2 separate regions of the Mus musculus genome follow, and region 1 is linked to region 2. A link is a loop called in an ENCODE intact Hi-C map of the cell type or tissue named here. Cell type or tissue: heart. All regions are shown on one strand. Links, peaks and the distances in the headings refer to the core of each region. The heading gives the core; the rest is flanking DNA.

Region 1 (15,655 bases), core at 4,647-12,646, 100 kb before region 2:
CCCAGGGGGAGGTGGTCAAGCACTATAAGATCCGATCACTGGACAATGGAGGCTATTACATCTCCCCCCGGATCACCTTTCCCACCCTCCAGGCCCTGGTGCAGCACTATTCAAGTAAGAGGCATTGGGAATCCCTGGGGTCTCTACCACATGGCCCTAAACTGTATGAGTCAACTGGAGGGGGGGGGTTGTCCTCCAAACCAGACTTAAGGATTTGCCAACTTGCAGCTTAATGATTTCAAGATCAGAGGCCTAATGCTTGGGGTGGGGCTATTCGGAATGTCGCAAAGACCTACAGTCTCAGAGAGTGCAGATCCCAGACATCAAGTCCCGCCTGCCACCGCAGGAGTGAGGAGACAAGAGACACAGTTCTAGGACAGTGTGGTTCTTAAGGCACATCTGCTCTAGGGACCACCAGGACCCTCTTTTCTTCCCTGAAACAGAGAAAGGGGATGGTTTGTGTCAGAAGTTGACTCTGCCCTGTGTGAACCTGGCCCCGAAGAACCTTTGGGCCCAAGATGAATGGGAAATCCCCAGGCAGTCTCTCAAGTTGGTCCGGAAACTTGGGTCTGGGCAGTTTGGCGAAGTCTGGATGGGTGAGTTGTGGCATCCCCAATTCCCTCTCTCTCCTCTCTGCTCTGAGCCTGGCCATGGGAGGGAGGCAGTTCCATACAGGCACACACCCCTTTCCTGAGAGGCCTATGAGGCATAGAGGCAGAGCTATATATGTCTACACAGATGAGTTTATAAAGCCCAGATGCCAAGGGATTCACATCATTATCTTGTCTTCCCTGTAGTGGAAGGGACTGGAATCCAGCTCTCCCGATTTGTAAGCCAGTCCCTCTTCCATTCTCAGACAGATGTTGTCTTTGTGGCTGACTTCTGTGAACTTGACCATTTCACTAGGTCCTTTTAACTCCAGCTCTCCAGACACAAGCCATACATCAGATATTGGGAGTCAGGAGCCAGGAGCTCCAGGGTCTTTGCAAACAGAAGTCACATTTACTGGTGTGTGACTGTGGGGTCCTGACCCCAGTGGCCGTGCCATTCTGTCATAGCTGCTGCCTGCTGCTGCTTACTTAAAGCACCCAGATAGGGTGTAACATAAGGCCCTTTGTCTTGTTCTGCTCTGGTCCATGTCTCAAATTTCCATTCTGATGCCTCCTGGAACCTCACACCTTTATCCGGAGCTGCAGATCTGGTCCTCACCAAGGCTCAGCACCCATAGGAAGAGCAAGCCCCGGCCATTGTCTTACACACTTTAGTGGGTGTCATCCCACACCCCAGACTGCATGAACCCCAACACATCCTGAGGCTCTGTTGCGGGGTTCTCAGAGACAAACTGGCATCTTATACAAGATATGAACTCCCATCATGCCCGCAGGAACTGCACGTTCCAGCTTGAACCTTGGGTCCAGATAGAGTGAGGCTTGAATCTGTGGTCAAGGGCATTCTTCAACATCTGAATGGCTCCTTCACTCTCCCGCCCTTTCAGGTTATTACAAAAATAACATGAAGGTGGCCATCAAGACCCTGAAGGAGGGAACCATGTCACCGGAAGCTTTCCTGGGCGAGGCCAACGTGATGAAAACCCTGCAGCATGAGAGGCTGGTTCGTCTCTACGCTGTGGTCACCAGAGAGCCCATTTACATCGTCACTGAATACATGGCCAGAGGTGGGGTCCTCTCTCTCTCTATGGGACAGAGCTTACAGGGCAGAAACAAGAGTGGAGCATGCTGGCGGATTTGCCTGGCCCCAGGGGCTCCTATAGGGGATCTGTAAGCTTTGTTTTACGAGAGGGAGGACTGAGAAAGAAGGTAGAATGGATTTTAGAGAGCTGTGTTCTCAGCTCAGGGGAATCTCAGCCTTCCAGAGACCCCCCAGTTTTGCTTCTGAGTTGTATTTTCCACTCTTGGAGCAAGCCCTGTGTTTCTGGAACCTCATTTTTGCTTCTGGAATACACACATCATGCTTTGATCCCCAGTATGATTGGCAGAGCCTTGCAAACTAGGAAGAGCTGTAGACTGGGCATCCAAAGGTGGATCTAATAATCCCAGTTCCACCTCTTCCCAGTGACGGGAACTTTTGCAAACCTGTGAACATTTCACAGTGGGGGTTGATAAGGCGAATGGGCCTGGGCGGCCTCTGCAGTGCCTCCACAGGGAGCAGTTGGCCAGGCACCAGACCTGGCTCCGACCTAAGGGACCTCACCCTCCATGGCCCTGACATCACCTTTCCTCCTGTAGGTCCTCAATGTTACCATGCTAATTGTAATAGTTGTTACCAAGAGGGGCGGCATCACCGGCTATGCTGGTAACCTGCCTCCTGGCTGCAGTTTTCAAGAGCACCTCCCAGGCCGTGAGCTCTGTGGAAGAGCCACTTTCATTACTTGCCCCAGCTCTCTCTTCTGGTGTTTTCTTGTTAATGTTTGGTGGGGAGGGTGGGAGAGGGAGTCTGTCTAGGAGGGGAGTAGACTAAGGAAGACACCTGGGAACGTCATGCTGGAAAAGAACACTAGCCTTAGGCCCAGAGCTGGTCTATCCCAGCTCTGCTGACTCAGGAGACCCCAGATGTGCCCCTGAATTTATCTGAGAACTAACTTTTAAAAGTCTGGGAGCTAGTGTTTCCCTGAAGCCTGAGGCACCTCAGCTGTAGGCAGATCACCACCCCTACCTCCTCACATAGACACAGACCACGCAATCAGAGCCAGGCTCCATCCAGTCACTTTGCAGTTGCTGTCTTTCTTCTCCTAGGATGCTTGCTGGATTTTCTGAAGACCGATGAAGGTAGCAGGTTGTCCCTTCCAAGGCTGATTGACATGTCAGCCCAGGTTGGTGAGCTCTGAAGCAGAGCGGGAGCCTGAAGGGGGGGGGCGCCCCACTCTGTGCTTTGTGACTGTACTGAATTCCCTGGTAGGAGGCTGTGCTCAACTGTGAAGGGCAGAAAGCCTGAAGTAGCGACCTCTAAATATATAAACCCCTAGAGAACAGATGAGAGACTTTACTCACTGATGTCCTCTGCCCTGATAGCATGGTAGATGCTGAAGCTTCATCACCCACCCTTGACCCTTAGCCAGCAAGATGATGGTGATAAAAATCCCACCTCCTTTCCTCTAGAGACACATCCCTCCCACTCACCTCAATGAGAGGCTCCCTTGGCTGCAAGGGAGTCTGGGAAATGTAGTTCCAATTCTGGGCCGCCATGATGGAGTAGGGTAGTTCTATTTATTAGGAAGGTAGAGATGGCAGTGGATGTTGGAAAGCTGGAGAATAGGAAAGAATTCTGTTTTGAATGTAGGCAGGTATGCTTTGCTCTGACTTCCTTCTCCAATGCTCTCATCCTGTCCTAAGACCCCCTAAATCTTGGTATTGGCCTGGAACTGACCTCAGCCTGATGAGGCATGAGCCACACAGAATACAAGGCACAAAACTTTCTAGGACCACCTTCTACACACACACACACACACACACACACACACACACACACACACACACACACACACACATCACTGTCCTGGATTATTGGCCTTTGGTTCCCTCTGAATCCATCCATGTGTAGACCTCCCCAGCCTCTGCTAGAAGAGTGCAGAATTGAGATTGGGCAGTATCTTTATCCCCGGGGGGATTTTAGCTGAGGGTTCTAACTGGCAGGAAGACACATCTGGGGGCCCTGAGTATGACTGTTGAAACTGGAACTCTCAGCAAGAAAGCTGTGGTCTGTGGCCAGCCTGCGAGACACACTGTCAACACACAGAGAGCTATAAAGGGGAGCCTTCCCACCCACACTTTAACCCACTTGCCCACTTTAACTTCCGACCCTGTCCCACATTATCTGCAGCTGCTATCAGCCCAGGAACTGAGGTCACAGTGTCTTTTTCCACTGGGGTAGCAGAGATCTGTTGATGCAGCTGTTAGGATGGACACAGAAACTTAACCCTGGCGACTGGCTTTGAGTCAGGCATTGGATGGACAGAAGCTGGTCCGCCTCTGCAGCCACAAGAATGGTGGTCCTATACAGTGCAGACTGCCTTGGATTCTTCCTGTCTGCACATTTCCAACCAGAGTCCCAGGACCAGCCCTTGTCGGAGGCCACGTCTACCAAGACTTTTCTGGACAAGAGGGAGGGGTTGTTGGCTCTGCTCTTGAGCAGTTTGCTGCTCATCAATGGATGAACAAGCCTCATTAATGTCTTTGGGTACAAAGCACCAGGGAGAAGATCTAGAGAGAGTCCTGGCTCCCCTTTGGCTTTGTAGCATCTTTTCTACAGACGCAGATTCGCGTCTTCTATGTTTGTGTAGGTTTTGTTTTTTTTTCCCTAAAGCTGATTCGTACGTGTTAGCTAACAGTGTGAGCATTGCCAGGGCTCCCTAGATAGAAGCTGTTTAGTTAGCCCTGGCTTTCCAACCCGCAGAGTCCCACACTAGCAAATGCATATTGACTGAGTGGTTTCGCAAGGGGATAAATGAGGAGACTCATGCATAAAGCAGGGCCCTGTGGAAACAGATGCAGGACTGGGGCCTGGTGTGCAGCTCAATAGGAGAGAAGTTGATAGTATATGTACCTAAGTTCCTGGGCAAGTAGGATCCATCTAGAAGCTGGCATCCTGCAAGAGCAAGTGAGAGCTGAAGTCACCTTTTCCATCCATCAGTGAGTGACTGAAGACTTAATGGCCTGGTACAGGTGCTTGGGACAGACAAGGCTCCTCTTCAGTGAGAGTCTGCTCCTCTGGAGCACCTGGGGCAGGGGCAGGGGCAGGGGCAGGGGCAGGGGCAGGGGCAGGGCCTCAGCTACAGTCACCTTATTCAACACTGACCCTAACCTTGGGTCCCAGAGATGGCTTCTCGTGCTCTGGGTAATAACTATGACCTCTCAGGGAAGTGACCCAGCCCATTGGACATTGGTGATTCCAAGGCATGGTTGGCTCCTCTGAGAGAAGTGTCCACTGAGGGAGTAGCCCTGCCCTTCCGTGCTATGCCCTGTTCGTCCTTTCTCCTCCCTGTCTCATTAGAGGCTATCTACAACCCCAGCCTTCTTTGCTATTCCCAGTCCACAGAACCTTGGAGACAATTGTCTGAAAAAGGGGGACAGGCCTGGGGATGTCAGCCTAGCTTCTCTGCTGCCCTGAGTCTGGGTTGGTCTCATGGGAAGGGGTGGATACCTTCTCTCTCCCCTGGGCAGGGCATGTGAAGCTGGCCTTATGAGCTGGTAGGCTCCATCCTTGCTGCCCTTCACCATGTGACCTGTCCCCTCAGGTTGCAGAGGGGATGGCTTACATAGAGCGCATGAATTCCATCCACCGTGACCTGCGGGCAGCCAACATCCTGGTGTCTGAGACGTTGTGCTGCAAAATCGCTGACTTCGGCTTGGCCAGGATCATTGACAGTGAATACACTGCCCAAGAGGGTGAGCAGAGTGTGTGAGTGTACACACACTCGCGCGCGCACGCACACACACACACACACACACACACACACACGAAAGCCTTTGAACGTCTCAACTCTCTGGAGCCCCCTTGAATGTCTCCTTGCTGTTGGAGATGACTAGGGAGACCCATGGTCCTTGTGTTTGGTCCTTTCCCACCCAGCTCAGCACTTCCTTTCCCTAGATGGGAGGGGGTGGCAGAGAAGCAACTCAAGCCCCTTGGGAGTCTTCATTCAGAATGGCCTTGGAATGCTCAGCTATCTCCTCCCCATCCTGGAGACTCCAGTGCATATAAATCTAGAAGGATGGAGGAGAAGACCTGCACTTTCTTCCCCTTGTTTCACCCTCTGATCCCCAGACTAAGTTGAGAAAATCCTCCTGTGGAAGGAGGGTGTCAGGGAGCACAGGTTGGAAAACACAGCTCTAACTAAAGCATGAGCATCCAACCCTTGCACCCGAAGGGTTGCATGGATGCTCTTCTCTTACTGTGAGTGAGGAAAATTGACTTTGCAGGAGGACTCTGGTACATTGATCAAGCAAGCAGTACTGGTTTAGTGCATTAATCAGTGGATTCAGGAGGAGAGCCACATCTTAGGGGCCGATAACCCCCTCAGGGGACTTCCAACTGGCTCCCCAGACAGTGAAACCATCAGGGGGGAGGTGGCCAATGCCACCTCAGCCTGAGGTTGGCTCTCAGTGCCAACCAAGGCTGTAGCCATCACGGTCTGAACTGAGATGGGCCTTGCTATCCCTCCACACAGTGGCCCTCAGAGGTGTCTGTCTGAGTGTCAGGTTTGCCTTTTGCAGGAAAGCACGGACTGAAGCCCGCCCATACCACGGTCCCTGCCGCTGGACAAGGCCGAGTGAGATAGGAAAGGATGCTTCCATCCCAGATGGACATGCACAGGGCTGGGGACATAGCTCAGTCAGCAGACTGCCTCTCTGGCATGAAGCCCGTGGTTTCATATTCAGTGGAGTATAAATGGGGCATGCTGGTGCATGGCTGTGATCCCAGCACAGTGGAAGGTGATGGCAGGAGGATTAGGAGTTCAAGGTTACCCCTGGCTACGTACGCTCTAGTTGGAGGCCAGTCTGGGATATACACAAGACTCTGTCTCCAAAAAATCAAAATCAAACAAAACAGTAAGTCAGATGGAAGCATATATGGGTGGTACTGGTTTTGTTGTTGGTTTTGTTTTTGCTTTTTTGGTTTGATTTGGTTTGGTTTTTGGTTTTCAAAGACAGGCTCCTCTATGTAGCCCTTGCTGTCCTTGAACTTACTCTGTGGACCAGGTTGGCCTTGAACTCAGAGATCCAAATGCCTCTGCCTCCTAAATGCTGGGATCAAAGGTGTGCACCACACCACCCAGGGACATCAACACTGTTTTTAAGAACTCCTAGGATAGTAGCAAGTGACTGTGTCTTCCTATATCCTCATGTATCCAGTGTACACATCCTGCAGGCCCTCCAGTGGGAACGGGCAGATAGGGGCAGGACTCTGTGGGTTGGGGGTAGATGGTTGGCTGTCCCTGGAGCTACTGCACTTTCCTGGCAGGGGCCAAGTTCCCCATCAAGTGGACCGCCCCGGAGGCCATCCACTTCGGGGTGTTTACCATCAAGGCTGATGTGTGGTCCTTCGGAGTCTTGCTGATGGAGATTGTCACCTATGGGCGCGTTCCCTACCCAGGTAGGCATTGTCCCTGTCCTTCCTACCATCCTCCTGGGACATCCTGATGGTGACTCGCCAGGCTCACTGACTGTGGGTATGTCACACTGGTGAGAGCAGGGTCCTGTCACAGGGACTGAAGCCCAGCCCTGCATTGTGGGCTTCCTCTCCTTCTGCACACTGCTCAGGGCCACAGGAAGAGGGAGAGGGGGAGGAGGAGGAGGGGGAGGGGAGGGAGAGGGGGANGTANATGGATAGGGAGAGGGAGAGGGAGAGGGAGAGGGAGAGGGAGATGGAGATTANGGTGGAATTAGATGGCGTAAGAGACAGGTGTAATGGCTCAAGCTTGTGATTCCAGCCCTTGGGAGGCTGAGACAGACAGATCTCAAGTTCAAGGCCAGTCTGGCCTATACAAGAAGACCTGTGTGAAAAGCCAAAGTAGTACTACGATCCTGGCACCTATGTGACCTTCCAGGGTTACACTAGCCATAGTGTATCAGAGCCCACTCTTTCCCTTCTAGTGCCGGTCAGGGCCTAGTCTAGTGCCCTCAGGGCCAGTGACTGCACTCCTGGAGCACCACCAGCCCTGAAGCTCCCTGTCTGCCCTCCTGTAGGAATGAGCAACCCTGAGGTCATCCGTAGCCTGGAGCACGGCTACCGAATGCCATGCCCGGAGACATGTCCACCGGAGTTGTACAATGATATCATCACTGAGTGCTGGCGGGGCCGGCCAGAGGAGCGGCCTACCTTTGAGTTCCTGCAGTCGGTGTTGGAGGACTTCTACACAGCCACGGAGGGCCAATATGAGCTGCAGCCCTAGCAACCAATGGTCTCTTCAGGGCTCCCAGCCTGAGCCTCCTTCTGGACTCTGACTTTGGGTTAATATGTTCACACTTAGCTCTTCTTCCAGGTAGGTTGCAGAATCAGGGAAGAATGGTGTGCCTGCTTCTCAAGTGAGGGAGCCAGGAGACAAAGATGGCTTCATGGTGAGGCATGAGCTCTCAAGGCACAACCTCGGTCCACCTTTCACTGGCTGTGTGCCTTTGGCCAAGTTACTTTGCTGCTCTGTGTCGTCTCTTCCTTGAATGTAAAATGAGCAAGGATTGTGTTAGAACTTACCTCCAGTTGTGTTCAGACCCCGATAGTCCCGAAATCAGTCTGACCAGTTAGCGATGGACAGGATGTCAGGCTGTCATAACCCAGAGTGCAATCAGAGCTCCCATTTCTCTCACCTTTTCAGTCTCATCAGCAAGTGCCTCCCTGTCTGCTGCTTCAGAACTATGGGTCAATCCTCCAGGTCCCCTGGCTGTGTGCCCCCTACCCATCCCTGCATGCACACTTTGGGACTTTTCTATAATAAAGTCATGAGAATTGTACCTTTCCCCTGGTCTTTACCAGTGACATGAACAGATGTGGCACACGAGATGTGTGTAGGAGGTGGGGAGCACCTTGCCCCAACCCTACCCCATTCCTCAGCAAAGGACACTGGGTGTGACTGACACTGTCTTTCCTGGCCAGCAGGTGGCGATCTCACCCCACAAACCTGTATCTGGGACTCCATGGACGCAAGCACCTTGAGTTCCAAGTTTCCCTAGAACATGGACAGAAAGCCATGAGATGGGGCGGTGATCTCCCCAAGTGTGGAGGCTCTCTCGCCTGTTTTTCTGTCTCCCATTCATCCTGTTTTGTTTATATAGGTGGGGTGGGGGGATAAGTTTATAGAAAAATAAGTAGAAAGGGTCCAGTCTCCATAAACCCTCAACCCTTTTAGATGTCAGCACCTTGCAATAGTGAGCCCACTTGCTCCTCCAGAGGGGCTGGGATCAACACACTTCACACTTGGGTTCACACCCTACCTATACTCCGTGTTCCACCAAAGCACAAGATGATGGATCCATCAAGCCCAAATTATACAGAATAGTCCTCCTGGCCTCAGAATCCCCCAGTGTCTCCCCTCATGCCAAGGTTACAGGCACCCACGCTCATGATGGCATTTTACATGAGCACTGAGGATTCAGATACAAGTCCTCATGTGCGCCGGGCAAGCATTCCCCCTAAGCCCTATCCACAACCCGTGGCTTTGTATTTCAATGTTCCCAGCTGGCACTGATGACTGCCCAAGGATCCGGATTTTGGCAGCTGAGCTGAGTGAGCTACTGAGGGATATTATTTCTCAGGAAAACTGGCTCTGTGTGACTTCCCCATGGCTCTCCCCAGGTCTGCTGTAGAGGTGACATCAAAGGCTGACTTACTCCTCTCAGGGAGGAGGGCCTTTCTCCTTCCAGGTGATGCTGGAACCCACAAGGGGTCGCAATTTGCCCGCACTGACTGAAGGAAGTTCCCTATGTTCACAAATTTATTCAGGACAAAGATCCTTCCATATCCCAATCCGAAGGTCACGTAGGAGAGTGGGTGAGGGATATGTAAAGAAAAAGAGGGAAGCAGAGAAAATAGGAATGATAGGGGAAGTGGCTGTGGAGTGTCCGTGTTCTCCCAACACAGTGGTGGCCGTGTGAGCCACTGGCAAGGGGACTACGTATGAAACATCTGATTATATGATGATTGCCCCTTGCCCAGAGCTTGTGAAGGATACAGACTGAGCCTGGGGACCCTAGGACCATTCTTACCTGAGACAGGCATTTGTTTTCCTAGAACCTGGGTACATCACCTACAAAATGGGTGAGAGTGGGTTTCTGGGATCAGGTAAACCCTGAGTTCAGGACAAAGCACTTCCTCCCACAGGCTATGTGGTACAACAATTCACACCTCTGGGCCTCAGTTTCCCCATTTGGGAAATGGGCCCACAGCAGGTGTGTCTTGTTCTGAGCCTTCATCTCAAAGTGATAAAGAGACAGAGAGACAGTGCAGGAGGCAGCCCAGGAAACAGGAGAGACACACAGACCTCCCACCTGGTCATTGGCATAACCCACAACCAACTTGAGTCAGAGTTGAACATCATTAAAGAAAGGTTGACACTCCCCCCCCCCACACACACTGTTTAGAATATTCAAACTATGCAAATGGGACCTTTATAAACAGTCATTGTTGAGTATGGAGTGCCAGTTTATGCAACCATGGGAAGCACTCATGCTACAGATGAAGACTCTGAGGCCCAGAAAGGCGAAGTGAACTTACCATGCAGCTGGTAAGAGGCATCCATCTTTGGAGAAAGACTCTGATGATGTCAGGGTTGGGAAGCTCACCGTGTGCTGGGGTGGGAGAGGAGGAGGTAGGCCTCCTCTGGTCTCACACAGTCCTTGCTGATTTGTCGGTCTTCCACGGCTGCCTTGTAAAGGATATCGGGAGGAATCACAGTCCCGCTCCAAAATGCTTTCTGGAAACCTCTTGTCTATTCCAGCATGAGCTTGGACCTCTCCCAAGTGGGAAACGGAGGTCAAAGGAGGTGTTTTCCTGGGGACCTGGGGTGGGTGGCGTGGGGGACACTCCTTGGCCTCAGCTTCTTGATGACAGATGGTGGCATGCTCTGGGGTCTTCAGAAAGCCGGAATGTGATGAGATAGACATGAATGAACTCTCCATTCAGACCGGCTGCTCACTGAGAAGTCCTGGTCCCTAGGCAGCCACTAGGTGCTTCTCTGAGGAGCAAGAGCACAGGATGGTGTCTTTAAAGCAGCCACGCCTACAAAAAGAGCTGCATTTGACAGCACGGCACTACCCAGTTTGTAGGGCCTTCCCGTGCTGAGTCTGGCCTTGGATGTCTTTACTTATCTAGACAGCAGACAGGAAGAGACACCCAGACTATAGTAGTTCACTACTGTACCCCTAGGAAACGGGATGGGGACCTTTACCCCCAACACCAGCCGGGTGCCCAGCACTGTAGAAAGAAGCCCTGGGGGGCAGAGGACAACATTCATATGAGAAATGGGCAACAGGGGCATCAAGCAAACCACAGGCCAGCAAGTGGACTGAGGGATCATAAAAAAATGACAGGAAGGAACCAAGAAAGGGAGAGGCAGGCCCTGCTGCTGGATGGGGTCCCAGCTGTCCCTGTCTTGAAGAAGTCACTATCCCGTGATTCATAGAGTCACATCTCTGCCTGATATCCCTTGAGAGTATCCAGGACACTCTGCCCAGTTAAACTTGAGGGTGCGTAAGCCATATAGCTGTCATGGACAGCAGAGACTTTATTACCTCCTGAGGTCACACTTAACCCTGAGAAGAAACATCCAGGAATAAGACAGGGCCTCTCACAAGGGGACCATCTCTCTTCATTCCATGAAGCAAGAATACTGTGCTCCCAGACAAGAATGCTGGGACATTCCCCAGGCCATCAGTGCCACCTGTGTGTCACTGTGCCTAGGCTTCAGACATGTTCCCCACAGGCACTTCCATGGGGTGGGGTGGGGGGCGTAGGCTGTAGTCCTGTTCTCACTTTGTCAGTGGACAAGCCAAGAATCTCAAGGTGGGCTTCCTGACAGTCCTTCTTGCTGGGACCCTGACAGGTGGGCGAAGTCTTTCCCTGACTCTGCCGTGCCTTTCCCAGCTAGTATGTCCCCGGAGAAGTGGAACCAGATAACACAGAAAACTGTAGCCTGGTCAGAGGGTGGCCTCAGAATTCCCAGGGCCTGACCTCAGCCCTTGTCTACCTTGCCACACGTGGGTCAAGTCATGGAGGATCTAGCTGTGAAGGAGCCAACCCTTGGCTCTGCCTTAGCTGGGCTGGGGAACTCTGGTCAATTGCTTTTCTTCTCCATCTCACGGGGATGGAGATGTGTAATGTTCTGAAATCTTTAGGCACAAGGTTCTACATGCAGCTGGATGTCAATACACACACATTCCCTTCGCTTGGACACACTTGATAATGGAAAGTTAGGCTCACCTTCCCTGGAGTCACGGGGGTGAGGGTGGGGTGGAGGCCTAACTTGTCAGATTTTAGCTCCCCAACCCTCCCAATGTGTTCTCCCTCCTGTCCAGCTTGCACCTTGGCCTGTGGACCCACCAGGTCTGTGTAGGCTACACAAGCTGATGGAGGCTGACAGGAGCCAGTCTCAGGGCTGGGGGAAGATTCCTGAGGACTGATGAGGTGGAAGGAACGCTGCCCAGCAGCTGACAGGGATAAGGGAGGTAGGAGGGCGAAGAGAATACACTATCTCAGACTGCTGCCTTCGAGAAGGGCCAGGGTACCATCTAGGGCCATCTCTGTTGGAGCCCTTGCCAGCTCCAAGGTCAGTCTGCTCTTGTGGTTAAAATTAGCCTCCTGATCATTGCCCCGGACTGTGAGTGGCCTTTTCCCATGAACCTCCAGGACTTGGTATGTCAAGACCCAGCTCGGCTTTGTGCCCTCTGTTCTCCAGAGAGCAGGAGACTGACTACCTATGAGATTGTTCTGGAGGTGATGATGGCAGGGCGCAGGTGTGTGCAGGCATGTATGCAGGCTGCGTGTGTGCATGTGCCAGCCAACCCAGGAGACCCAGGCAGGGAGTGATGGTACAATCCTGTTAGCTTATTAGTATCACTCCTCCATTACACTACGTCTCACTCAACTCCCAGATTCCCGGGTGACAGCTGATGGTGTTTCTCAGGATATTTCTGGCCCCAGTGCTGCACAGTAGCCCCACCCCCACCCCTACTCCCACATGCCAGGCGGTGTTTGCATGTGTCTGAGTAAGTAAGCCAGGAAGAGCAGAAGGCATCTTTGACTAGGCTCTGCCCTCTGGTAAGTTAGGCAGTGTCTATTTCTCACTACGACCCCAGCCCATGGCGCAGGAAAGGCTCCACTGTGTTTGCACTATACAACTGAATGGCGGAGGAGCCAGTGTTTTACTCTTTGCCCACGGTCCATAGATAAGGACTCATTAAATCCGAATAACCCAGGGACCAGGGAAGCAGGGTTCAGTACAGGCTGGAGTGCAAGGAAAACTAAGACAGAGAAGAATCTCAATATTCACCAATCCAGGCCGGACATGCCCAGGCTCCAGCCTGCTTGCCATGTGGCCTTCTGCAAGGCAGACCCAAGTTTAGCTTCCCTGTGGTAAATGCGTTCTCTAACAGAAGCCAGAGGGGTGTGATGAAGCCTCTGAAGTCCTCGGTACCACAGCATGCAGCCCTGTAAGGTGGCTGCTAGGGTTTTACAGATTGAGTTGGAGTGGGGGGCCGTGGCTATGAATTAAACAGCCTGAAGCAGATACCCTGCCTGTGAGTCCTGCTGGCGACTCTGAGTGACCTCTGATCAAAGTTAAGGTAAGTGTCAGCAGGGAAGAAAATATTTGCAGTGCCTGTATAACAAAGGATTACCGCAAAGAAAACCCAAGGGTGGGGTGGGGGCTTCCTGTTCCTAAACACCCTGGAGACAAGGGGTAGATAAGAGTAGAGCAGTGTCGGGAGAGCCCCTCACAGCCTGGAAACAGAGACAGTGCTCGGTGCACAACGCAAAGGAAACGCAAAATAAGCACAGGTGCATCAGGTCCTGTCACGGGACAGCAAGGTGGCATGCGTGCCAGGACAATACCTACAGAAGATGCAGGGACCCACTGGTGTCATAAGGTGATGTGTGTGCTCTGTGCATGCTTGTCACACATGCACACACTCATGTGCACACACATAGACACATGTGCATGCACATTCATGCACACACACATGCAGTCAAGTGCACACGTGTGCACACACAAAGACACATGCATGCACAAAGACACATTCATGCACACACACACACACACGCACGCACTCAAGTGCACACATGTGCACACACACATGTACACACACAGACACACGCATGCACACAGACACATGCATGAACATTCATGCACGTGTGTGCACACACACTCAAGTGCACAGTGCACACACACATGTGCACACACAGACACATGTGCAAGCACACAGACACATGCATGCACATTCATGCATACACACACACACACCTGTGGGGTTATTTCTTGCACATCTGGAAAGCTACCCTTCAGCAAAGCATACACTTTCTCCGAAGACAGACAAAGGCCTGTCTTCAGAACCTCGACATTCAGGCATGTAAAGGCTTCAGGGATGTTAACTGACTGCTTTTTGATGAGTGGGCTCTTCAATAGGTCAGGACAGGAAGATATGAGCCAGAAACACAGGGTGGGAAGCAGAAACCATACCTGGACTGAGTCCATGCACAACTGTATCTGTTAGACGCATACTTTTGTAAGCAAGCAATGGAGGATCACATGGTACCCACCCAAGACAATCTCCTGACCTCTGGAGAGGGGTGGGGGTGGGGGCTGCCTGGGCTGCCCTGGGAGCGAAGGTGCTGTTAGCTCTTCTCTGGATACACTAATGAGTTTGAAGGAAGAAAAGGCCAGGCCTGTGGGTCGTGGCGGCTGATCTGTACAGTCTTGCCTAGTGGCAAGAAATGGACGATGTGACCCCCACAGGGTTGGGTCCCACCCTGGAGCTCAGTACCAGGCCTTATGCACCAGCTGGGCTCCACCCCACTCCAGTCCATTTCTGCTGCATTTGCCCTGTATTATCTGTGTTATCAGTTCTCTGTTGTGTCACTCGTCCAATAAGGGGGAAGCAGGTGGGGGTTCCAGGGAGCTCGTCCACCAGCCCCAGGCAGTGCGTAGTGGCTGAGGCCAGCGTGGGGAGGGTACTGTTTGAAGGCACCCACCAAACCCAGCACAGCTCAAAGACAGCTGTCATGTTGTCCCTTCCCTCTCCTTTCCTACGCTCCAGGCATTGAATGTGGCCCTACTGTGCACCAAGTACTGACTGAAGTAGTATCATCTTTATAGAGTCCTATCAGGTCAATTCCAGAGTGCTCCTTCACAGATGAAGACATGCTCAGAGATAGCAAGGGACTGAGTCACCAGAAAACACATGGCAGAGTAGGGACCTAGGGTACTATTACTGTGTATCCATGGGCAGACAAGGACTTCTGTTCAGGTCCCAGTGGACCACAGCAGTGTCAGCCCTGGTCTCCTCTTGTGCCTCTCACCCCACCAGCGACTCACTCTGTCTCTCTGTCCTTGGAAGTTAGGCTCAAGGAGGAGAATGTCAACAAGGCATTGACAAGCCTGCCGACTGTAAGTGGGAATCTACTGAGTTGAGGCGGTGAGAGGAATGGAGAGATTGCTTGATGGGATGGATTGATGCCCTAGCAGGGCCCCCTGGTACCCAGGCTCCTCTGAACTAAGCCAGGCTACTTGCCAGTCTCACTGTCCCTCCAGCAAGACAAGTGCAGTAAAAGTCCCCCCTTGGGAATAAGGAAAGTGGCAGGTGTTTCTAGCTTGCTCATGGGAATGCAGGAATTCTTGTACCCAGAACCCAGATGAGCTCACAGGGTCAGGAATCGGCCATCACTAGCCTTCATCATCACCATCACTACCACCACCGTTATCTCCACCACCACCACCATCATCATCATCGTCACCATCATCACCATCATCACAGTTATTGACACCACTTCCATCACTATTATCTCCACTGTGCCCAGCACCATCACCTTCATCATCACCACCACCATCATCATCACCACCACCATCTCCTCCATCACCATCATCATCATCGTCCCTTTCAACATCTTCTTGTCGTTGATGACAACTATTCCCTGCACCTCTGCTTGCTCCCTCCCT
Region 2 (15,655 bases), core at 3,365-11,364:
TAGGTGTCATTAACTGACCCTTCTTCTTTTGACAGGATCTCATTTAGTTCAGGGTGGTCTCAAATTGGCTAAGTAGCTGAGGATGGCCTTGAACTCCTGGTCTCCTGCCTCTACCTCCCAAGTGCTGGAATTACAGGATAGGCCACCACACCCAGTCTTCATGGTTCCCTTAAAAAATAATAATATTTTTGGAGCACAAAAAAGGGTATATTTTTCCTGATTATTGTAAGGCCTGCAAGGCTATGGAAAGCCTAAATTCCTGTGGTCTCACAGAGATGGCAGGGCTAACAGCTGAGCCTGGGGTCTCTGGCTGTTTCCTGTGGGAGTTCTCTCAGCTCTGACAACGTTCTGGAAAGAACTTCACATCTGACCACCTCCTTGGCTACCAAACTTCTCTCTTCCAGAACTCCTCAGAAGGTCTGCCGTCTGCCCCTCAGTGGGACACCAGCTGAAGTGAGTGTGTACATTGCTGCTCCCACTAAGGAAAGGAGAGACCCTCTCCAAGTTTAGATCAAAACTCTATAAAAGACAGAAAGTATTGTAGTAGTTATTTACAAAAGGAGATACAGAGTTACCAGTGGAAGGGCAACTCTGCTTCTGGGGATAATCACAAAAGAAAGGAAAGCAGGGCACAGCAAAGATGTTTGTGCAGTGTTAAGAGAGTATCTGTCTCAATGGTTACAAGTAGCAAGATCTTCCCCAGGCAAGAACACCAAGTGCTGACTCAATAGCAGATGCTCAGTCCTGAAAACATATATGCAAGGAACATTATACAGACGATGCAGGTTCTTACTATTTAGGAATAGACATAAGTAGATATATATATACATACACTTACATACACACACACAGAGACACACGTTTGCATGTAACAACAATTAATGAAAAAAGGGTTATGACTGTGAAAGAGAGCAAGGAGGGGAATATGGGAGGATTTTGAAGGAGGAAAGGGAAGGAGGAAATGATGTAATTATATTATAATCTCAAAAAGTAAAGGAAACCATTTTTTAAAGTTGGCGACAGCTCAAACATATGTCAACAGATGGATAGAGACATAAAATGTGGTCTGCACACATGGGCTAGCACCATTTGGCCTTCAAGAGGATGGAAATGCTAGTGTGCGCTGCAATGTGGATGAAGTATGAGGATGCAGTGCTAAGTGGGATGAGTCAGTTACAGGTGTCTGTGGTTATCAAACTCATACAAGAAGAAGGCAGAGGGGCTGGGGATGTGTTGTGCGAGTGCTTACCATAGAACCACAGGCTGGACTACAGAATGGTGGGGTTTAGATCCCCTCAAAACAAAAAAAAAGCTCTGTGTTTCTTGTATGAGGCTGAGTTTGATCCCCAGGGCTGTCAGTTTGATATGGTGACATGTGCCTATAATCACAGCTGGTGGCTGAATCAAGAGTTCCAGCTCAGCCGGGCGTGGTGGCGCATGCCTTTAATCCCAGCACTCGGGAGGCAGAGGCAGGCGGATTTCTGAGTTCGAGGCCAGCCTGATCTACAGAGTGAGTTCCAGGACAGCCAGGGCTACACAGAGAAACCCTGTCTCGAAAAACCAGAAAAAAAGACCAAAAAAAAAAAAAAAAAAAAAGAGTTCCAGCTCATGTTAAAGCCAGCCTGGGCTAAAAGAGACCTGGTCTCAGGACAAAAAAAAAAGAAAGGAGGGAGGGAGGAAGGAGCAGGGCCAAAAAGGTGCATGCCTGTAATTCTAGCACTTGAAATGAGAGGCAGGAGGATTGGATGTTCAAATCCAGCCTGAGCTCCGTAGTAAAATCCTGTCTCAAATTAAAACTGGGGGACTAGAGAGATGGCTCAGCCGTTGAGAACATTTGATGCTCTCTCGGAGGAACAGAGCACCCATGTTGGTGGTTCACAACCACCTGTAACTCCAGCCTCAAACAAAGATACATACACGGACACATAACAAAAGCCAAAAATAAATCTATTTTTAAAACGGTAAAATGGGGGCGGGGGTGGAGTTTAAGAGTAGGGCTCTTGCTTGCTTGGTATGTTCCTGGCTTGGGTTCAACTCCAGTAATGAAAGAGACAGAGACAGAGACACAGAGAGAAACAGTGAGACAGAGATAGCAGGCAGAGACAAAGAGACAGAGGAAGGAAGGAAAAGAGACACACAGACAGAGAGGGAGGAAGGGAAGGAAGGAGGGAGGGAGAGAGAATGTGTCTGGAGGGGGATATGGTTGTATAGAAATGTCCTTAATGCCACTGACCCCTGCGGATTAAAGCAACTGAAGTAGTAACATTTGTATTGTGTTTATTTTATAATAACCACAGTAGAACTCACGTGACCAAAGCACTGGGCTGGTGACAGTTAGCCGGCTGGACAGAGAAGGCCTGTGCCTCATCATGTTCAGCTCACTCTTCAGGAATTTTAATGACCTGACGCTTCAGGGAGTTTTACATGGACATCTTCCTATTGAGTAGTTTCTGCAAGTCATATGGTAAGGGCAACACATAGAGACGGAGGGCCATGGTGGGCACCTTATTCATCACTCTGCAAATACTCAACAAACTTCTTGGAAGGGAGGGAGATGCGGTCCTGTCTCTTTCACATCTCCCCCTTTTCCTCCAGGCCTTCCTTCATCTCTCTCTTCCGGCGCCTATTTTCTCCTGGTAGACACCCCTGGCTTTTCAATTCTAGGTTCTTGTTCTGCATTTGGAGATCAGTAATAACTTGTCTGGATTCTCTCCACTATTCAGGGACTGTTTCAAGGACCCCGGGAAACTAAGAACTGGGAAATGCATTAAAGTATGCCGGCAATATGTTTATTCTTCTTGTTATTATTAAGAGGTTCCTCTGGGAGTCACCAACTCCACAGGGGCCATCTACCCTGAGTAAAACCAGAGGGATCTGTTTGCCTGGTTCCCACGGCTCACTCTGTGAACCTTTCTCTGTGCCTAACCCTGCGTTCCTGGGGCACTTGGGGGGCAGTGGAGATCCACATCCCTAGGAGTATTCAACAGAGCTGACAGTCACCTGGAAGAAGATTCCTGCTCAGGGAAGGAATAATTCCAATTCTCTTCCTATGCTAAGAGGCCACTGGTTATCACATGTTTAGGACTCAACTGATGGGGAAACCAAAGTGGATTCCATAGTTCCCTTGCTCCATGACTTGGCCACCTCTCTGAGTTTGGGGTACCTCACTCAAGGTCTTAACCTACACGCTGGAGGATCTGCTGCCCCTGGTGCTAACCAACAATGCTCTAAAACATCCACTGCTTTTCACTGTGCCATAGGCTAGGCCATAGGAGGAGACCCTCCTCCCCTCTGGCCTGTAGGACCACTTTTCTAAGGGCAAGCCTTGGGTACAGCAGCAGGTTGGGGGAGGAGCATTCTCCCAGTAAATGATGATGCCCTAGGAGTGTTCCGCCTGTGTGCAGTCCTTCTGAGTGACCTTGGGCAGACTCGGCAGAACCTCCTGGATGTGGATTTGCTTTAAAGAGAGAGAGAGAGAGAGAGAGAGAGAGAGAGAGAGAGAGAGAGAGAGAGAGACCAGCCAGTGCTTATGCCCCGACAGGGCTTTCTTCCACTTCCACACGTACCAAGGAGAAAAAGCCAGCCACCAGCCACGGGACTCGCTGAATTAATGAATCACTTTTCTTATCTATTTTTTGCTGTTATCTAATTCTGAGAGGGAAGCCGGGAGCAGAGGGAGTTGGGAGACGTAGCTCACAACGTCTCCCTCCCACCCGGCTCAAACAGGCTGGAATCTCTGGGCCTAGAGGCTGATCTGTCCCTGAAAGCTGGCCTCCAACAAGCTTGGAAGAGCTTCCACCTAGGGTGAGTCACCTCCAAATGGCCCTCCTGTCAGGAGGCCAGGAGAAACAGCCAGGGGATGGAAGCCACAGGAGCACTGTGCATGGTGGAGAGGAACCTGGGAAAGAGGGAACAGAAAGGCTTCCAGGGCGCCCACCCAGGCTTTGTGGGATAGGTGCTGGGGGCTCTTCAGCCTCTGCCTAGAGGAAAGAGAACAGATTATTTCTAGGACAACCTGCTGAGGTTCTCTCTCTCTCTCTCTCTCTCTCTCTCTCTCTCTCTCTTCTTCCACCTCTTCTGTTATTCTTTCTTACAGTTGGCTGGCATTTTAGTTTCTCTATTTCCTGGTTCATTGCCTGATTCCTGTAGTTGGAAACTAATGGCAATGGTTGGTCGCCACCCCACCCAAAAAAACCAGGGGAGTGGATGCAGGCTGACCACAGAAGCCAAGCAGATTGAAGCAGGTGCCACTGGGCCTTTGCTCCCTCCAGCAAACCCAGATCGGTTCGCTGGGGTCCCCTATGGTCACCCGTGTCCTCTGGAGGACTCAGGCAAGTCCTTTCCAGCCAGGCCACAGTTCACTCTGGAAGCGTTGGGCCAGGAAGTGTGCAGCCGATCCCCACCGGGCTGTATTGGTTAGTTGTGAATGGTTCTTTCGGGATTTGCGCCTCCTTTCTTTGCTCAAGCAGGGCAAGGGTCAGCCAGCTGCTGTGTGGGTTTGATTTTCATTGATTCCAGGGTCGTGTCTAGCTGGGTAGAGATGGGTCCTGTAGGTGTATGGAAGCAAGCATAAAGCATGCTTTCCGTTCACTCTATGTGAGGAGAAGCCTGGGGCTGTGTGGACTTTTGCAGCTGAGTCAAACCTACCTCTCTTTCCTTCTCAAGACAGAGGTGGTGGGTGCCAAACTTTGAATCCTATTATCCTAGGAAAGAGCTGAATAAGGGGAGTCAAGACAGCAGTGGTCTCTTTGAGAACAGGACTTGGAATAAGGAAGCCGGAGGCCTTGGAAGAACTGCAAACAACTCAGGTCCTTCCAGGCTGGCAGCGTTGCTGTCCAGACCTCCTCTACTTGCTCAAAGGCTGACAACAGACATCTGGGCATTTTTGATACTGGTACATCTTCTGGCACTGGGTAGGCTTTGGTGTCCAAGTGTCTAGATTCCCTTGTACCGGTGCAGGACACATTGCCTCTGCAAAGTAGAGATTATATTCCCCTGCAGTCAGTCCCTCTACCCCGGAAGCTAGCATGGACTTCCAGCAGTAAACTCAAAAGCTACCTGGAAATTTACCCTTCCCCTCTACCCTGTACTGTCAGCACACCACTTATTTCCTCCTATTCTCATTCCCCAGTACTCTCAAAAAAATTTTTTTTAATTAAAAAAAAATAAAGCGAAAAAGGCATAAAAAAATACATATACCGATTAAAGGAAAACCTTACTGTAAGGCTTGTATAACTTATGGTCACTTGTGTCCATTGTCCACATTGTTGGTATTGCTGTTTAGTAGTTGCAAATGGTTAGTTTCTGCTATCTTTATTTTGATAAATCAGTCTAGGGCAGATGGTATTTGAAAGCTCCCCTTTGTGAGCTTGTGTTTTACGGGCTCATTGCCACGGGTTTCGCTCTTCTAGGAACATGTTCTGAACATGTTTTTTGTAGTTTTGTATCGCATTTAGTGGGATCTTAAAAACAGTGTTCTGTGATTGGCACGAAAGAAATCCTCAAGAGCTGGTCCCGTTGTGTCTCTCGGGGCCAATCAAATACCCATTTCCAACGGCTTTCTAATGCCTGGTTCTGTTTGCACAGGAAGGGAAGTCACGGTTTGCACCCGTGAAGTCTGGGGAGGTTCAGAGCTGGGAACTGCCCAGAGGAAGGGGTTCGGGGCTACAGCCATCAATCTCCAGTTGTTTAAACATAACGCTAAGTGGAGACTCGAGGCAATTATCCGAATAATGGGGGAGGGGCACTTTCACCTGCATTATCCGGATCGAAAGTGCGGTGTGGTGACAAATCCGGGGCTTTTTAGGCCCTGGTGGTTCTCAGCGGTCTTGGGAATTTGAACGGCTTTTCTGTCGGTTCTGCAAAGGAAATTAAGGGAGATTTCTAGAAAGGCTTGACAGGCTATCCTGCAAGGGGGTGGGGGGAAGGCTGGGGGGCGCCGCGGGACTCCCGGATCTTGGGTGATAAAGGCAGGGGGCAGATCTAAGATCAACAAACCTAGCGGCGTCAGGCTTGGGCAGAGGGTAAGAAAGTTCAGAGATGGGCGCCGGGGAGAACCACAATCCAATCGGTCGGTCAAAAGAAAAAGAGGTGGGGGCGTCAAGCAGGGAGGGAGTAGGGGCGCGGCCGAGAGTCTTCTTGCCTGTAGACCGAGGGCCCCCAAGTGTCTGGCGGCGGGAGGTGGGGATAGAAACACCACCACCAGTTAAGTTTCTCAGGGGACAGAAAGTGGCACTCTTTAAAGGGGTGGATGCAATGTGGGTAAGGAGGTGGGGACTCTAAATAACACGACCTCAGAAAAAGCCTCTGTACTGCCCAACGAGACAGAACTGTCTCCAAGTGAGAGAAGTTACAAATGAAGACAGTATTATTAATGTTGTCTAGTTAAATCCTTGATGTGTGTCGCTAGGTAGCTCACAAACTCCTCTTGCGTCCTTGATTGGCTTGTTTTCCTCTCTCCCCGAACGAGGAGGAGAAAGATGGGAGAAATATGCCCAAAGTCTAGCCAAAAAGCTGAGACTAGTCGCTGAGTGACTCCTCTACAGATTAAGTCTCCTCGAGGCCCCGCGATCCGGGCAGCAGCAGATTGCGCGGATTGCCTGCGGAGCCTGGGCTTCGCGGACCTCCTCACACTGAATCTGAGTTGTGGTGGCCGGGCGGCCCGGTGGAGCAAAGTGACAAAGGCTTGAGCAGGGTCCCTTTCTCAAGGCTGGGAATGTCCCCGCAAACGGGTTCGCTACCACTTTACGTGCCCAGCTCACCACTTAGCTCTGGGTAGAAAATTCGATACCAGATTGCTCCTTTCAACCCTGGTGGCCCAAGTCTCTTTGGGGAGGGGGTGGAGATGGCGAATGGATGGGTCGTGGCTGAAGAATAATAGCTAGTCCGCTTCCTTGCTCGCAGGGTTGATGGGCTCGGACGCTTGGTCTACGGGCAAGAAAGTTTCAGCCGAGACCACTCTTGTGACCTACCTGGGCCATCGTGCTTTGCGCCTGAAACTCCTTGGCAGAACAAAGCCCATGAGTCGGATGACCTGGGACCGTAAGAAGAGCGGTCTGCCTTCTCTGCCTTCTCTTCTACCTGCTGCCCTCTCTTGCACCTCTCCAGGTGTCCTAAGTGGTACCCAAGAACTCCTCTCCAGGGCAGTTTCCTTTTCCCGCTTGGGGTTTAATAATAAAGACACTGAGGCTTCTGTATAGTATAATGCTGTTGGCCTGTTTGCCGGGGCAGTCCCTCCGCTAGCTCACCAGACTCAACCCGACTTCCTCCGCCACCGTGGCTCTCCACGTGGCTCTCTGCTCTACTTCTCTGCCCTGCTCCCGAACTCGTAGGAAACTTGGTACCCATTTCTTCCTACTTTGCGTCCGCCCTAAAAAAATTCCCAGCCAGAGTTGCTCGGTGGTAGCCCGCTTCCACAGAAAGGAAGGAGAGAAGCGTAGGTTTAGGGGTGATTTAGGTCAGTGTAGTAGCTTTCCAAGCTTTCCCTCAAATGTGCCCCCAACTTCTCAATACCCCTATGGAAAAACATTCAGTGGAAGGGACTTAGCCACCCCAGATCCATGACGCTATACACATAATCATTCAGGTCTTTCTATGGCCGAGATTAGTGCAATATTGAGAGAGTCACGATTAACACCTTAATACTAGGTAAGGTAAGGAGCCGGTTGATGAGTGGCCAGAGAAACTGGGACTAAGGAAAATTTCTTCCTTCATCTGCGTTCTTGGTTCCGGCCTCCTGCAAATCAGAAATGTCTTTGAAGATGTATATTTCTTGAACTTCGGGGAGTCTGGCTTGTCTAGAAGAGCGGAGTGACTTGGCATCCGCGTGCCGACATTCAGGGAAGGACACTGTCCCTCCATTCGCAACCCGATTCTTAACAAAACTCCGATCTTGGTAAAATTTCGATCTTAATAAAATTTCTGGCAGAGTCTCACAGTGCCGAGCATAGTGAAAAACTAGAGTGGTGGCTGCAAACACACACACACACACACACACACACACACACACACACACACACACACACACAGAGTTACCCCTAAGCAGCTACATCACTGAAGTACAGTGAAGGCTTGAGTGGACGCCGGCGCTGGTCCCTGGACCCAATGCTGTTGTTTCATTGGATACCGGGAAAGGGTGCTTCTGCCCTCTGCGCATCCTCCACCCCCCCCACCCCACCCCCGTCAGTCAGTCTTAGGAGCGTCTTTATTCATTCTGTACAATCTACTTAGCCTGGTTTTCTCCTTTCTCTCCCCATCTCTCCTTCTTCCTCTCCCTCCTCTTCTCTCTCTTTCTCTCTCTCCTACTCACCACCCGTCCCTCCTTTCTTCCCCATCCCCTCTTCTAACTCAGCTCAAGAATTTTCCTCCTCTGGTTTAATCGAAATTGTCTCCTTCATTTGATTCCCTTTCCTCCAGTTTTGCTCCTTAACTCGTTTACTGCCTGCCAGTTACCTTCAAATACACATTGCCTGCCTTTACATCTCCCTCCGGAACCGACCGGGTCATTCCCCTTCCTCTGGGACATCATCCCCGCTCTTTACGATAAATTTGTCTTGTTCATTTTCATGTGTTACTCCCCTTGCATTGGATGAATCAAAAGCTTTCTTATGGTTAATTATCATCTCCATTTCAATTTCTAAATATCAAACTACATCGTAGCTAATTCGTTTTCTCTTAAGGAGTTTCTGAGGCTTCTCCTCCTGCCCAAATAACTAGAACACTATAATAACTTTCCGATGGCTCCTCAGTAGTGTTTTTTTTTTTTTTCAAAATTGGGTAGTAATGTGTAAAAAAACGAGGCCAGATGCTTTATCCTGCCAAGGTATTTATTATGGCTTCCCACTAACTCCAGAGATTTACAGGAAAATGATAGGATGCAAGTGGATAATAACGACCCTTGTTCACCAGCTAAGATTGTATTTGCTTTCTGTTAGAGCTCTGTAGCTCTATCATAATAATGATAGAACAATTAGCTGTTCCTTGTAGATACATAATGATTTTGAGTGCTTCTTATTTGCTTTATGTGGGATTTGTTGTTAGATCACACATGAGCATTTTTATAGAATAGTCTTGATAGTAGATGAGTTGTGCTCTCAGAAAGTGACTGGAGGCAGAAACATTAGCCTCTAAGCTGAGAAACGGAAAACATTTTCTCTTAAGAATCAATCAAACAACAACAAAAAATCATTAACTCTTAAGAGAAATCTATAACAAATTTTTATATAACCAAGATCATTAGCCAAGCTCGGCGCCTCCCTCCTTTAATCCCAGCCCTGAGGAGGCTGAGGCCACAGGGGCACCAGGATTTGAGGCCAGCCAGTCTGGGTTACAGATTAAAGACCACCCCAACTCCAAAACAAACAAAAACCAGAAAGAAAGGAAGGTAGAAAGGCTGCTGGCGGGTTGAAATTTGACGTAGGGAAATCAGAAGGGGAGCCAAGCATGAACTCAGAACACTGTACTCTGCTCTCTCATGATCTGAAACAGCAAAACGGAAGGAAGTTGAACCCGACTCTGGAATTCTTAAACACTGTTCAGGCAAAACATGAAGGGTTATTGGAGGGGGCGATGTCTCAAAGTGTTTCTAGACCCTTAACATTGACAAGCAGAATTGAAGAGTTCTTGTATTTAGACTTACTCCTGAAGTCCCACAGACAGCACCAACCCACCAGACCAGGAACTACTGGGGGCCGGGTGGGGAGTGGGAGAGACTTGGGGTTTAGGGGCTGTTCTGGGAGCCCAAGTGAATGGGCCTTGGTGTTCTGCACTCTCTTAGCAATCTCTTTGGGTTTTTTTGTTTGTTTGTTTGTTTGTTTGTTTTTGTTTTTTTTTTTTTGGTTTTTTTTTTTTTTTTTGTGCCTTCCTGGTTCCCTTGTGTTCGACCACCACCACTCCCGTCACCACTACTGCAGGGGGTTTACCTCTACTGTTGATAAAGGAAGGGCTGCTATCTAATCTGGTCCGCACCAAGAACAATCCATTAGCCCTCAGTATTTAGCATTTATCCGGGGTGGGGGAGGAGGAAAAGATTATGCTGCCTCATCCTACTGCAGCCTGAGTTGTGCCTCTGAGGAGAGAGGAACGAATGAAACTCAAAAACTCACCAGGAAATCTGTGTCCCCTCGGGCTGATAAATTATATTTTCACCCGTTGCTATACCCCTTTGAGTTGGAGGGGTGGTTTTTCTTTTAAAGAGGTGTATATGCTCTTACTTTAGGTGTGAAAGATTCCATTTTTCACCCAATGTCCCTTAGGGCGGCAGAGATGGGAATCCGTCCAGTCATTCATTCTTTCGTTCATTCATTCATTCAGCAAACATTTGCAAAGCTTCACTCCACGCCAAGCCTTGTGCCTTGTACTGACAGGTTAAATTATTTGCCCAAGATGAGGGTTATGCTGACAACTGGGGCGGGACCCTAAATCAACTATTGTAGTCCTATGACTGACCGCTTCTCTTCCCCCAAGGCACACAAATCGGAGCCACGGGGAGTGGGAAGGGCTCCAGAGGTTATCAGGTCCAGCCTTCCATTCAATTCAAGAATCCCCTCCCCAGAATGCTAGTGAGCAGGCCGCTGACTCTGCCCTCCACCAGCTACGAGAGCAGCTTCCTGGGGTTCCCCTTCCAGAAAGTGGTGTAGCAGTCCAAGGTCCTCAGCTGCGCCATAATCTAGGCTTGCTCTTGCCTAAGTTCAGAGAGCCAACCCTCGTCTACTGCTGTGGTTCTGTGTGCCTGGCTCCTCCAAGAGCCAGAGGTTACTAATTCTCCCACGTAAGCATCCTTGCTTCTCCTCTCCAGTCCTGGAAGTGGGGATTCCAGAATTGATGGCACTTCCCCCCCTTGAAACCTGAAAGTGGGAAGGGCCTTGGCCAAGCTGCTTTTCCTTAGTTGCCCACAGGGGATGCATGTTGCCTGGTCAGAGAAAGCCCCAGGCAGTAGCCAAACAATGTCCAGAGGCTGGATTCTAGATCCAATATAGCTCAGTGACAGGCTAGGTGACCTCAGAGAGGTTATTTTTGTAGCATATTCTAGAAATAAGATGCATGCATGTGCTCAGTAGCTGAGCTTGCCACCTTTTGCAAAGATAAAATTGATCTCTAGAAGTAGTCTGAGATTACAAAAAAAAAAAAAAAAAAACCCAATGTATAGACAACAAAGAACATTCTGGAAGCTTTTCTACCACTTTACTGACTGGTTATCTTAGGCAAATTACCTTTAAAAAAAAAAAAAAGACTGTGTTTCAGTTTCCTGTGTTTTAAAGTCCTCCTAAACCGGTCTGCAGACAAGCCTCTGGGTCCCCAAAATAGTCAATAGTTAACACGGTGACATGGTAAAAAGCCTTCAGCTAGACATTAATAGCCTCGTTGATTTTTTTCTTTCTCTCTGTTTTTTTCCTCTCTAAACTTATGACTTACAAATTCTTCAGATATCAAATATGTTCAATAAGAAGCAGACAATATCCTAAGTCCACGAGCATTATCTTTAACTGTCTTATCCAAAATTGGGAATTGAGCCCTGTCAGAGGCAGACCAGGAGCTGTGGCTGTGGTCTTTTGGGTCAGTCTCCATGCAAATCCCTGTGACTCTTTGCTTCGCTGTTTCCACAGAAAGAAATGTACCCAAAGGAATTGCTGAGGCTCCTATAAGAAAATGCATCTATAACCAAATCTGAGGACTTGACAATTACACTTCAGAAGTGTGGTTAGTGTAACAAAAATTGGTAGCAACCTAGTAAACAGCTAGGATTTACTATTGTTATGCTTTCTTGACATATTTAATGAGATAGCAAAGTCTCAAAGTAGCCTTTTATTTTTTATGTTTTTAAGGTTTTTCTGATTGTTTGCTAGCCGTGATATTCCGAGCCTCCTTTGTGCTAACAATGTGCTTAGCACTGAGTCCAACTTTTAAATTAACAAGGATTGAGAGCCACTCTTTAGGAAATAAAACTCCCCTGAGAAGACAAAATAAAGCGGTTATGTTCTTCATGGTTCTTTTCATAGGTGTAGTTAAGCGTCCGGGTTTTTTTGTTGTTATCCATTCTGTCTTTTCAAATGAGCTATAAAGTGAATGTGTTTCTTTCAAATTAAAAACAAACAAGCAAACAATTTTTTGAAAGAAATGGGGAGGGCTGATCAGATCTTGAGTGGGTCTGCCTCCCCAAGATCTTTATGGCTGTTTTCAAGGTAAAGGCTGTATAGGCTCCTAACTCAATATGTATGGTCAGACTGTACAACAGCTGCGGGGATACTTCCTGCCTGGGGAGGTTGCTGCCTGAAGCCACGATTTCTATAGAGTGCCTCCCTTCCTCCTGTGGGGAGCTTCACCACCCTCCAGGCAGTCTAAAATCTCTACTGCAGCCTTGAATTTCTGAAACTGAAAGCTCTCTGTTCTGCAACGCTTCCTCCCCACTCACACTCCCTTCGCTGGCAGAAAGGTTTGGGATTTCTGAGCCAGGTGCTGGGCTAGCTGGGAAGACAAGTTGATTATTCCAGCCTGAGAAGAGGAGGAGGGTGCATTGGGGGTTAAAGGAAGTCAGACTTTCAGCCATGGCCAAGAGGCCAGGGATGTTCAGAAAGAAAGACCTTGGTAAGAAACCCAGAGAATTCTAGCCAGACCTTCAGAGAACAAAAGCACTTCAGGATAAACTAAGTGCCAGGTGCCTTTCTTTTCTGACACTGGAAACATCTCTTAGCAATTTCCAGAGGTCCTCTCACTCTGCAGGCAAAATGTAGGAGGGAAGGGGGAGATGCTAACAGAAAGAATGAGCAGTGGGCAATGCAAACTGTACACAAACAAACTGCAAAGCAGATCTAGCAGCGCTAAGGAGAGCTTCCAATGAGCTTGCTCTGTTACTTGTGTCAAAGCAACACTTGCAAACGATGATACAAGCAGCAGGTGCTAGCCCTTTCCTGGTTCCTTATTTAACACATTGCAACACACTTGCTGCCCTGAAATACCACCCGGATCATCTTTCTCCAAGTCCTAAAGGATTTTTTTTTTTTAATTCAGGATCAGCCTTGATTATCCCAGTGGGTAGATGGTTCCTGCAAACTGCAGGATTTTAGGTTTCTGTAGTGTGATATCAAACTCCTTCTGTGTTCACCTCTTCCAGTCTCTGCTGAGGTAAGCAGGACCCAGCCAGGCACCTTAGTCACCTTCAAGCTTCCTCTCTCCACAGCACTGGCGTGGTGGCAGGTGCTGTCTTGGAGAAAGAGTCTCACAGGGGGTAGGTCCCCATGCTCTTGTTGACAACCTGATTCTCTCCTGTATTTATGAAAAGAACCAAACCCACAGCAAGGAGCTGGCCATTGATATAACCCTGTTATGGCAAAGCTGCAACACAGGCAAAGGAAACCAAGAAGCAAAAAGAGCAGGGCTGGGTTGTTTCTCCCTAGCACTTGAGGAAAGACAAAACCAAACCTCATTCCTATAGATGAGAGTTGCTGGGTCAGTGAGTTGTGTGACCCTGGCTGCTTTTCTCACTCAGGTATCATTTGGCATTTCCAGAAGTGTCTCTTCACATAGCTTTTTAATCAACCAACCATAGGCCTCAGAGAAACTTCCTTAGGCGCTCAGTTTTGATTTATGTGATATAAAAATAATTTTCACTTGTAATCCAAAGGGAGCAGAAGACATCAAACAGCCCTGCTCCTGGTTCTGCTTCAAGTGCTAGGTACCAGCCCCTCATCTCTGTATTGAGAACGGACTGACCGGCCTTCTGGTGTATCCAAGCGCTTTCAGGAATGTGTTATATTTGCCCCTCCCAGGAGCCCTCTGGACTAATCAGTTGTGAGTATTGCTGTGATGGTCGAGGAAACTGAGTTGTCCTGCCGAAGGTCACATCACTAATAAGTAACAGAATTAAACTCTAATGCCTGCTTTAACTACCCCAAGCTGCCTCCCCACCCTCCCGATGCCCGAGATCAGATGGCCCTTATCAACGGCTCTGTAATTGCTCTAATAGGGGTTATCAGGATCCCTCATTTTGCCTATCCCAAAATCATGGAGTTAAAGAACAGCTCTGGATTCTTAGGGTTCGTGGAGCCCCGCCCCGCCCCGCCCCTTTCACAGGTGTGGCCCAGAGGGGTTAACGTGAACTGCCAAAGGTCAGTCATGTATAAGTGGAGAATGACCAATGTCATTTTTAAAAATTAGTTAAAAGAACTGCCTACCAAGCCCATTTTTATGGCTTATTTTAAGCAGGTTAATGAGTATACCAGGCACAGCTTTAACTCCCAACTGAGTAAATGCTGACACTAGTTTATAGATTGAGCAGATAAGTGGCAATAAGGAATTATTCATCGCTCATTTATCATCCAGCCTACTGCAAGTACAAGGTATAAAGTGAAGCAAATAACAACTTTAGAGCCCACACGTGTGGAGCAGTCAGAGCAGCAAAGACTCCATGCTCTACAAAGCTTGTGCATGTGTCTGAGCCCCACGTCTTCTGAGATGAGAAAAAGGAAAATATTCAGGGAACATATGTGCATTTCACAAACAGGCTGTGAACGTTAGACTTTTGGAGCGCACGTGCCATGCCACACATGTGGAGAGGTTGGAGTCACCTTGAAGGAGTCAGCTCTTGCTTTCCACTATGCCGGTTCTGGGTATGCAACTCAGACTAGGAAATGCTTTTACTAACTCAACTATCTAGCCATCCCAGGCATATAGAGCTCCTATTTGGTCTTCAGTGAATTCAGTCACTAATTTGTTCTTCTGAGTGATATTAAGCACCTACTGCTCCCAGAGTACGGTGGGGAATTACATTATTAAACACCAACTCTTTCTGCTACTTTTCTAGTTTAATGAGGTAGAAAGCATACACACACACACACACACACACACACACACCTAAAAATCTCAATCCCATGAGTCTTTGGGATGACAGCGTATATCATGGGCAGGGTCAGCTGGAGTCAGAAGAAAGTGTGCCTGGGAAGGAATGGGAAGAAACAGAAGGCTATCTATCAAGTCTAGGAGAGATACAACCTTGTTACAAGTCCTCTGTCCCCAACAGTGTGTATGAGAGGGCTGAGTGACATCATAGCTAGAAAAGACACTATGAATTGATAGCCTCAGCCAAGACCCTAACCCCAAAGGCCATGAAACACCAGCAGCCTGGTAGATAGCTGATAGAATCTGTCCATTCATTATTATCACATTTGGGGCATATGTTGAAAAACGAATAAATCAACAGACAATGTGCTTGTTTGGGGAGGCAGGGGTAAGTGCTAATGAATTTGCATGTGCTATTCAGAAAGCTAGCTAGCTTTTTTTTTAATTTATTAATATTTTATCAGTCCCCGTTCATCAATGGTAGACCTCAGGCACAAAGTTCAACATCAATAGCAGAGCAACCCACAAATCTAGTAAGCAACTTGCTCCCGGCAGCCCTAAGACCCTACCTTGAGGCACCACCACGTGGTTCACTGTCCAGTGTCTGGCCCGTGTCTTCAGGCACATGACCACTGACTCTACTGGAAAGAGAACTGGGAAGATATTTACTCAAAACTCCAGACTCATTCGGCTCAGCAAATTCAAGCAACGTATGCAGAGCGTGAGAATAGGAGTGTGTGCTGGTGGTGCTACACAGGACAGCAGGTATCCATTGGCCCTGTCTCGGGTAACACAGTCCATTGTGTTGCCTATGGGTCAATAA

The links. Peaks named below come from ENCODE experiments on the same cell type or tissue, not always from the same donor. Only the 100,000 strongest peaks of a DNase experiment are listed, where the experiment ranks them.
Region 1: it touches region 2 in a loop (5-fold over the local background); 3 of 42 quality-filtered maps call a loop at or near these places.

What each region holds. Positions count from the first base shown.
Region 1 is chr14:63,365,643-63,381,297 of GRCm38, reverse strand. It overlaps Blk (B lymphoid kinase), which reads left to right. Exons shown (of 13, transcript NM_007549.2): 7 at 1-114; 8 at 444-596; 9 at 1,496-1,675; 10 at 2,754-2,830; 11 at 5,252-5,402; 12 at 6,976-7,107; 13 at 7,701-8,461. The coding sequence ends at 7,906. Gm36165 (a long non-coding RNA gene) reads right to left here. Exons shown (of 4, transcript XR_874703.1): 2 at 10,222-10,681; 3 at 8,630-8,677; 4 at 8,102-8,166. Gm46458 (predicted gene, 46458) reads left to right here and starts at 10,145. Exons shown (of 2, transcript NR_168493.1): 1 at 10,145-10,231. RefSeq lists an enhancer at 11,453-13,509. In heart, for the core only: CTCF peaks have their summits at 8,588 (motif pointing right) and 9,388 (motif pointing right); DNase peaks (open chromatin) are centred at 6,347, 8,607 and 12,267; H3K4me3 peaks cover 3,079 bases; H3K27ac peaks cover 4,090 bases.
Region 2 is chr14:63,259,733-63,275,387 of GRCm38, reverse strand. It overlaps a transcript of Gata4 not described here. Among named protein-coding and RNA genes, the nearest start is that of Gata4, 22 kb to the right of the region's middle. In heart, for the core only: a CTCF peak has its summit at 10,905; DNase peaks (open chromatin) are centred at 3,827, 4,357, 6,197, 8,077 and 6 weaker places; H3K4me3 peaks cover 7,620 bases; H3K27ac peaks cover 7,896 bases.